2 separate regions of the Mus musculus genome follow, and region 1 is linked to region 2. The links are chromatin contacts, found by Hi-C in ENCODE. All regions are on one chromosome and are shown on one strand. The core of a region is the stretch at or near the end of the contact, and the rest is flanking DNA. Distances in the headings are between cores, read along the strand shown. Region 1 has its middle 53 kb from the start of Gm34758. Region 2 holds the start of Rubcnl (RUN and cysteine rich domain containing beclin 1 interacting protein like).

Region 1 (4,970 bases), core at 858-3,357, about 28 Mb before region 2:
GTTCATATGTGCATCAGCCTGGTGCATTCTGGGAAATTATCTTTATGCATAATGTAGGAGGTTTGTGTTAAACAAAGATGAGTGGATTTTGTGTAGGCTTCAATAAATCCCCAAATATCTTATAATGTGTATCAAAACAGTAGAAAAATTTTAATACCAAATCCCAAAACATTTGGTCCCAAGCATTCAAGATAAACTCTACTTGACCTGCAAAGAGATTCTGGTACAGGAGTCCACTGTGTGAAATCTTATCTAAATAGAACAGACCACGATGCAAAACAGCAGGCTTTACCACAGTGCTGACTTCTGAGGGCATTAACAAGATGTGAGCTACCTAGCATTCTAAGATGGGAGACGGGGTGACTGGGAGAGGGGCAGTGGGCAGGATGTAAAGTGAATGTGTTTTAAAAATGTAATTAAAAAGTAATAGTCCATTGGCTTAAAGATAGGACATTACACTTCAATCTCACAAATATAGGCTCTTCTCTTTTCCTATGTCAAGCTTACTATGTATACTGTATACAAAAATGTCATTAAGGGCTGGGGACATAGCTCATTTGGTAGAATGTTTGCTTAGCATGCATGAAGCCCTTAGGATCTACACCGAGCATGGGATAAAGCCAGTGATGGGGCAACCCTGTCTTAGTCAGAGTTTCTATTCCTGTACAAAACATTAAGACATATGAAGCAAATTGGGGAGGAAAGGGTTTATTCAGCTTATACTTCCTCATTGCTGTTCATCACCAAAGGAAGTTAGGACAGGAACTCATACAAGGTAGGAACTTGGAGGCAGGATGGACGCAGAAGTCATGGAGGAATGCTGTTTTCTGGCTTACTTCACTTGACTTGCTCAATGGCTTTCTTATAGAACGCAGGACTATCAGCCCAGGGATGGCACCATCCACAATGGGCCCTCTCACTCTTGATCACTAATTGAGAAAATGCCTTACAGCCAGATCTCATGGAGGCATTTCCTCAAGGGAGACTCCTATCTCTTTGATAACTCCAGCTTATGTCAAGTTGACACACAAAATCAGCTAGCACAATTCCTATAGTGAAATTAGATCAAGGTCATTGCCAGGAATATAGCAAGCTCCAATTCAGCATTGAATACACGATACAGATTCTTGAAAATTAAAAACAAAACAAATCAAAAAACAGTGTTTTCTTCCTTGAGAAATCCATAGTTTAACATTATCTTCATGTCAACACTGTGCTATCCTGTCATGGATATGATTCAGCAAGCATTGATGATATGTTTACAATGTGATTATTTCATGAATATAATTACCAGACATGGTTGCAATTCTGCCTTTTCAGAAATAATAATTTTGAATTTCATGACTCTACTTTATACCTAGGGAAGAAGTTTGAGACCATGTGATTTTGATTTGTGGATATCATGGGAACTCTGACCCAAAAGAGATCAAGCATAAAATATAAACAGTACAAACTAAGAAGGAAATGCAATACCACACAGCAAATTTCCTCACTAGACCTGTATTAGCTCCTTATTACAATTATGAACCATCTGACACAAGATGGTTATGAGAAAAAAGGCTTATCTAGTTTATGGTTTAAAGATTTGAAATCTAAACAGCGTAGACCTTGGGCCAAGCCTTTGGCTGCACTAGCTGGTGCAAGCACGTGTCAGTCAATAATCATATCGCCATCCAGGAAGGAGACAGGATGATCAAGGGAGCATGCTCGCTTCTTTTACAATGACCCTTCACAGGATCCAAAGGGCTCACACAGTAACAACCAAGGGGTCCCACAAAAACTAACCTCCACACTAAGGTGACCCCACTTTTTAAAGGCTCATTACCTTCCAACCCTGGAATGGAGTCTTTTAGTCACATAAACATTTGAGAGACCACAAATAATGTATACCCTAAGCCACACTAAGGCCCACCTTATCCCTCATGTTAATTTATTTTTGCCAAAGATGAAGGCTATATTTGCACATAAGACTTTTTTTTTCTGTACATCTACAAGATGGTTTCCTGGTTGACTCATTGCCTTGGTGACAGACTATTTAAAATGCTATTTCTAGTCTGTCTGTGAGAATCACAGGACCAAGAGGATTTGCTGGTGCGTATATTTATGAAACAATCAAGTATTCATATCACTCGCCTAGATGTGTCCTAAAGGATGACCAAAGCACTTAACAAGAGCAGTTCAGGTCCTATGTGTGTTCTCAGGGAGGTCCTTCTCTCAACTATTTTTTGATCTTTCACAATAACCGTCAATTCTGTTAACATACTCTATGTCTCCACACTTAGCTCTCCTTGAGAAGCCTGGTTTAAATCCTAAATGCTTTGGCTGCATTTGTTCAACACAGAGCATAACATAGATCTGGATAAATAAAGCTGGATTCTAGAAATCTAAATTATATAAGCACATAATTCTGACCCATGGATGCTACATACTCAGTCTTCATTTTTCCCTCCACTGAAAGTGAAGGCTGTTTTGGCTAACAAAAGCTAGAAATAGCTGCATATTGTATCCCCGGTTCTTATACTCATACTTCATTAAGAGGACTCTGGGGGAGATCATGAGGTATTTTGGCTCACTGCACACCTTCAAAATTGCCACAAAGTAAGTGAAAATTAAATATAGTAGAAAACTTAACAGGAAGGAGAATAAACGTGAGCAAATTGTAATGGCTTGTGTTTGAAGATGCTGTGATGAAACGTTGGCCTTGTATGTTAACCCCCACAAAAATGAAAATATCAAAATTATATTGTACGTCTAATAAAGAGAGACAGCCTATTATTTTGCAAATCAGTATTGATTGGAGAAGCAATTTAGGTGAGAGAGCATTAATAGACTTTGTTTATTTTCTTTCAATCTTCTTAGCCAAGCTCAGAGATGCTATAAAAAATGTATTTCAACCGTCAAAACCCAGAGACAGTTAAGTTGGTATAAATTGATTTAGTACGTTTTTAGTATAAACAGCTACCAATGTGTCTATGCTTTTCTAATATTCCTGACATGCTAATGAATGCCTGGGGACACTGTGTTGTCTTATGAATAATTATAATATCATTATACAATAATAAAACATTTTAATGATATTGAAGTAAGCAATGAGAATAATAGAAATATTAGCTTCCTTGGGCAATTTGTAGAGTGCACACTCTCACATCAGCAAGAAAAATAAAAATAAAACATCGTTTTCATAATTTCATTCTGTTTTCAGGTATTCCTTCCCTAAGAATGTACCTATACATACTGGTTTTTAATGTATTTTTAGATGACATGTTCTCAACAGGGATTGACACATGCAGGGTTGTTTAGACTATTGAAAACACATTTCTTTCTCCTCCTATGCTGTTTGTCCCCTGATTACATGCTGGAATTGCAATAACATTACATCTCTTGGGAGTTTCCATTAAATGCTCAATCTGTCCATTAGGATCTTTCCACTCATATCATATTAAGCTCCTGCTATCATTTTCTATGTTTCCCTCTATTAGTACTAAATAGATACTGTTGGATCAGAGAGAGTAATGCTGTTCTATCATGGTATCCCTTCTCACTGATGACCATATGATGCTCAGCTTTATCTATTATGCAGTCAATATTTATCCATTGTCCTGAAGAATTCTGTGAGATTGTAATTTTCAGCTTGTCTTTTAAAAAAAAATTTAAGCTATCCCACACATACTGTGTGTATGTATGTTCGTGTGTGTGTGTGTGTTTGTGTGTGTGTGTGTGTGTGTGTGTGTGTGAAAGAGAGAGAGAGAGAGAGGGAGGGAGAGGGAGAGGGAGAGGGAGAGGGAGAAGGGGAGGGAGAGGGAGGGAGAGAGAGAGAGAGAGAGAGAGAGAGAGAGAGAGAGAGAGAGAGAGAGAGAATGTGTGTCTGTATAATCTGATCTATACCTAGAACGTTTTTAGCCCCTGAGACTGACTGCTGACTGCTGAATAAGCTCACCCTTTCATGTTCTCTCTGAGCTCTGACTTCTCTCTCAGCTTCTGACTGAATGCTCTGCTTGGCTTCAAACTTACTCTGGCAATCCTTTCTAATCTGTCCCTTCTCATTCTCGGGTTCATATGTGTTCATCTATATTTAGCTTGTCCTCTCTACAACCCAGTCTCTATAAAACTGCTCACCTCTCTCTCTGTCTCTGTCTCTGTCTCTCTCTCCCTCCCTCCCTCTATCTTTCTCATCTATCTATTCCTATCTCTACACTGCTCCTTAAGTAGCTTCCCTTTCCTCTCTCTTCTTGTGAGACTTGGGCACATCCTATTCTGTCAGCTCTTTCTCTGACTCATCACTTTCTCTGCCACTCAATTACATATCATTTTCAAAGAAGGGTATTTCCTTCTACAAACTAACTTTGCCCTCATTGTTTGGGATTAGAGGTGTGTATTAAGGGCTTGTCTGGGGAATTAAAGGTGTGTGCTAAGGGCTGAGCTACACCACAACTAGAAACAGGTTTTTTCCCCCCCAATAATCACAATGTCAGAGTTCACATTATGATCAAATATCCTGCAACAGTGTATGGTGACTTTCACATTAATGACTTTTCATTGTTACTATCTTGAAGCTGGGGTGTGTGTTTGGGGGGGATAAATGTAGTAGACTAAAAACCACAATATTCAGAATTTCATATAAGATGCATTTATGTACATTTTAAGTATGATGATAACTTCATCCAATTTCTAGTTTAAACAAAATATGAGAATTTAGTTCACTTTTAAGATTTTACTTAAACATGTGGCACTTCTTTTTCCTTTATGTTCTTGTACTCTGTGTTGCTATCCTCTCAAAGTGACTTTTATGTAAAAAAAATCTTAATAAATATTCTTTTTAATTACACACTCAGTAAGCACTGGTTTATTGACAAGTGCAATAGTGGTGAGTGGTGGAGGGTAGAGAGGAGCTTACAAGTCGGATTATAATCTTTCCATAAGCTCCAAGGTATAACAATGGGCTGCCAGATAATTTAAGTAGCTATGGGAAT
Region 2 (4,932 bases), core at 71-2,570:
GTCCCTTCAGTTCATTAATCTTTCTAACTCTCAGGGGAACGGAACCTGTGTTCTCCCCTCTCACCAAGGGAACTGGGGTCATGGAGGTGCCTTGACGACTATTTGGACTTGGGACTTGTCTAAGAAATCCCAAGTTTACTAACTGGGCCCCAAACCTTTGCTCTCTCGAACCACAACTTCAACTGAAGATCTAGCACTTGGCAGTGTAACTTGCCATAGGGGCACCTCCAGAATACATGGGGAGGTATATTGTTTTGTTTGCTTGGTTTTGGTTTGTTTGATTTTGTTTTCTGAGCCTTCGTTCTCATTTAGAGTAATATCCCTTTTCAAGCATTCTCTCTTCCACGGGCAAATCCCTCACCGGGTCAGGGAATTGCTTCAATTCCAGGTCAGCAGGTAGACGGACTTCAGGTGGAGTGTGCTTGCTTACATTGGCGAAACGTTTTTCAGCTACCTTGACAAGTCCAGGGCAGTTGGATATGAGGATGGGGTTCTCAAGGTTCATGCCTTTGAGGAACTGAGAAGAGCCAGGGGACCGCCTGGGTTCGTCTCTGTCCTGCCGCAATGAGGATGCCTGGCTACCTCTCCTGGCCCTTGTTTTGTAAAGTCACACCGCAAAAGTCCTCTTCTCTCCAGAGACAACTTCCCACAGCTCCCAAGCAACCATGACACTGTCCTGAGCGCCTCCAGGAACATGGGTCACCCTAAGTCATCTCTCCCTAGCCCAGGGCTTCTCATCTGCACTGTGCCTTGCTTCCTGCAGGCAGGCCAGTAGGGCTCGCCAGCGCTGCTTCAGGACACCTTCAGGGGTCACTGCCTTGAGGACAGGCAGCTAGGACAGGGATGCAGCCAGGACGCTGCGGGGACGCCAGTTATCTTTGCTTCCCTCCGCCCGCGACACTCGTGATCTGAAAAGCTCGGGGAAAGCGAAGCCTGAGACTGCGAGAACGCGGAGACACGGGGACGCGCTCCCGAGTGGGCGCCTTTAGACCCACGCCTCACGGACACACTCTGCCCTCGGACGCCACCGACCCGCCAACCCTGGGTGTAATAAACACGAAAAACAAACTTGGCACAAATGAGCTCCCCGCCCCCAACTCCCAAGCTGCGGCTCCCCCCACCTCCCAACTCGGATGTGTAGGAGCTCAAGTCAGAGAACCTCGCGGGGACCGCGACTTACCTACGCCTCCTGGCCGTTTTATCCACCAAATAGCCACCTTGCCCCGTGGCAGCGACAGGTTCGGATCACCTCCTCCGTGTGCCAACAGCTCCGAGGTTCTGATGGTGCAGAGAGAAGCTGCCAACGAATACAGAAAGTTTTCACCAATAGAAACCGAAGTTCTCTCGACTTCGAACGTGCAACTGCCCTCAGCTCCTCTAGGTGGCGCACGGTGCTCTTTGGGGAAAGAACTGGGACTCTTAATCCTGCACACAGCTCCAGCATCCCAAGTCATCTCTGCTAAAATTGGGAAATGGATCCCTGCTTCGCCTACAGGGCTCCGTTCTCAAAACCTACTTCCATCGCTTTTGACGGTCCCTTGGTTTTGTTCATTGACTTGTCCAGGTCGTGGAGCAAATACAATGATATTTTGGATTATTTGTTTAACATCTCTGAAACACCTTCAGTCCCTGGGGCATCCTAGTTTGGATGGTTTAAACTTAACTAGTTGTTGCCTCTTCGGAGTAAGTTAGAAAACAATAAGACAAAGTCAGCTGAATACTAGCTGTCCATCATTGTCTTCCCCTTCCCGTGTGGCCGGTTTACTTGGGGGTTACACTGGGTTAGACCTGGAAAGATCCTGAGTTATCTGACCACCCTCTGGGAAAACCTGACATTAAAAGGTCAGAAAGAGGAGCTGGTGTGGAAGCAGAAGGATTGAAACTTTGATGCCAACAAAAGCTACATGGCAAGACTATTTCAAGACAAGTTAATAGACAAACAGTGCAAGTTAGTGCTAATGCTGTTGCTCGGCTGCTGAGCTTGCTTCCTTTTCTGTTTAAGTATCCTTGAAGCCACCCCTGATGGAAACAAATCATCTGTTTCAAAGCTAAGGGATATGTGGCTTACAGTGTTGTATAACTCATCTGAGGTCCCATAGCTAGATAGCACAGTCAGACTTGTTAAGGTAGGTGTATCTGGCAGGAGATCTTATATCCAATTTCTTTCTTTTTTTTTAAGATTTATTTATTTATTATATATAAGTACACTGTAGCTATCCTCAGATACTCCATAAGAGGGTGTCAGATCTCATTACGGATGGTTGTGAGCCACCATGTGGTTGTTGGGATTTGAACTCAGGACCTTCTCGACAGCCCTTATATCCAATTTCTATGAAGCATCAAATAAGCCGACAAATTATGAAAAGGGGACTATGTGAGAAACTTGATTCAGGAATATCTAAAAGGAGAGAAATCAGAGCACAGGACATGGAGAAAGAATCTTACAGTGAATGTCATGCTGAGCACATTAAAGTTTGAATCTGGGGCCTGGAGAGATGGCTCATCAGTTAAAAGCACTGACTGCTCTTTCAGAGGTCCTGAGTTCGAATCCCACAACCACATGGTGGCTCACAGCCATCTGTAATGAGATCTGATGTCCTCTTCTGGTGTGTCTGAAGACAGCTACAGTATATGAACTGGGCTTCCTTATATATAGTAAATAATAAAGAAATCTGAAAGTTTGAATCTGAGATGTCCCCTACAGGTTTTGTTTGTTTGTTTTTAAGATTGTTCCCCAATAGCTGGTGATATTTTGGGAGACCCTGGAACCTTTAGGAGTAGAGCTGAGCTGGTGGAAGTAGGTCACTAAAAGTGGGACTTTCATGTTTATAGCCCAGCCCCAATCCCACAACTTTCTGCTTCCTGCTCTGCTCCTATGTGAACAAGACTTTGCCTCCACCACCCACTCCAACAGATGGATGGAACCTGCCATTCTGACCTCCCACGATTGAAATCCATCTGTACTGGCTAGTTTTGTGTCAACTTGACACAGCTGGAGTTATCACAGAAAAAGGAGCTTCAGTTGAGGAAATGCCTCCACGAGATCCAACTGTAAGGCATTTTCTCAATTAGTGATCAAGGGGGAAAGGCCCCTTGTGGGTGGGACCATCTCTGGGCTGGTAATCTTGGTTCTATAAGAGAGCAGGCTGAGCAAGCCAGTAAAAAACATCCCTCCATGGCCTCTGCATCAGCTCCTGCTTTCTGACCTGCTTGAGTTCCAGTCCTGCATCCTTTGGTGATCAACAGCAGTATGGAAATGTAAGCCGAATAAACCCTTTCCTCCCCAACTTGCTTCTTGGTCATGATGTTTGTGCAGGAATAGAAACCCTGACTAAGACAAATTGGTACCAGCATAGTGGGGTATTCCTGTGACAACATGACCATGTTTTGGAGAGGACTGTGGAAGGACTTTGGAACTTTGGGCTAGAAGATCCATTCGGTGTTAAGTGCTCTGTCAGACATTGTGTAGGAGGTTGGAAGAAAATGTTGAAAACAGTGCAGACGTTGGAGGCCTGGCTTGTGAAATTTCAGAGGGAACATTAAAGACTCTTTTCAGGGCCATACTTATTTTGGATTGTGAAGATTCTGTGGTTCTGGCTAGTTGGGGCTGAAGAATCAGCTATGATTAACAAGATACCAGAACTACTAAAGCAAAACCTTGGCATTACTGGGACTATTGATACTGGTTAGCTGGAGCTAAGAAATTAGCGGTGATTAAGAAGAGATCAGCATCACTGAGGTGACGTCTTCTTGGATGTGTTTTCTGAGAGCATAGAGGCTGTGTTCCAGAGATAGCCAAAGTTGTTACCTTGTGCTGTGGCTGGACTTGGTAATGTGTAAGAGTCACCCAGGTGGTACTGGTTTTGAAGGCATGAAGGGGTCACGCAGAGCAGCTGAGGCTCAGCACTGTGAGAGGCCGTGGAAGGCCATTGGTGAAGGTGCGGCCTCAGTTGCAAATGATGGCCCAGGACTGAAGGGATCATGCAAAGGATTTGAGGCTTGGGACCATGAATAGAGCCTATGAGAGGCTGTTGTTGAAGCCAAGTTACAGTGGAAGACAGCAGCATTTCAGAGATGCCAGTATCATGAGAAGACCACCAAGAATAGCAGCAGCAGTGGAGTACAGGCAGCTGGAGCCTAGAAGACAAGCCATGTGCTACAAAGGGCATGGCTGGAGAAGTGACCTAAGCCCTTGGAGGAGCCCAGAAGATCGTGAGTTGGATCCCAGACATTGTACAGTTGGAGTTTAATTTTTGCTTTTGATTGTAACTGTGCTCTGATATTTTTCCCTCTTGAAGGAAGAAAATATTTTAGTGGATTCCACAGTTAAGAGACTTTTAATTGTAAAAAGACTTTGGATTTTAAAAAATATTAGACATTTTAAAGGGATTGACTTTTAATATGTAAAGACTGTGGGAGTTTTAAAGTTGTTTAGATCTTGGGGATGAATAAGAAATTAAGGGTTGAGGCTTACTAGTGATGTGTTTGTGTGTCAAGTTGACAAGGGGTCAATTGTACTGGCTAGTTTTGTGTCAACTTGACACAGCTGGAGTTATCACAGAAAAAGGAGCCTCAGTTGAGGAAATGCCTCCACGAGATCCAACTGTAAGGCATTTTCTCAATTAGTGATCAAGGGGGAAAGGCCCCTTGTGGGTGGGACCATCTCTGGGCTGGTAATCTTGGTTCTATAAGAGAGCAGGCTGAGCAAGCCAGTAAAAAACATCCCTCCATGGCCTCTGCATCAGCTCCTGCTCCCTGACCTGCTTGAGTTCCAGTTCTGACTTCTTTCAGTGATGAACAGCAATGTGGAAATGTAAGCTGAATAAACCCTTTCCTCCCCAACTTGCTTCTTGGTCATGATGTTTTGTCCGGGAATAGAAACCCTGACTAAGACACCATCTAAAGCTATGAATCTTTCTGCCCTACATTAAC

The links. A loop is a pair of places that touch in the nucleus more often than their neighbours do.
Region 1: a loop to region 2 is called in a map of T-helper 1 cell, with 16 times the contacts of the local background. The contact joins the enhancer-like site here to the promoter of Rubcnl in region 2. A Hi-C loop is called at or near these places in 2 of 37 maps with a recorded cell type or tissue (T-helper 1 cell and T-helper 17 cell).

The regions. Positions count from the first base shown.
Region 1 is chr14:103,397,130-103,402,099 of GRCm38, reverse strand. No RefSeq gene overlaps it. Among named protein-coding and RNA genes, the nearest start is that of Gm34758, 53 kb to the right of the region's middle. Within about 2 kb of position 2,107, at least 1 of the 3 ENCODE cell types and tissues checked has a DNase peak (open chromatin) inside an H3K27ac peak, as active enhancers do.
Region 2 is chr14:75,012,415-75,017,346 of GRCm38, reverse strand. It overlaps Rubcnl (RUN and cysteine rich domain containing beclin 1 interacting protein like), which reads right to left and starts at 1,320. Exons shown (of 14, transcript NM_198642.2): 1 at 1,181-1,320.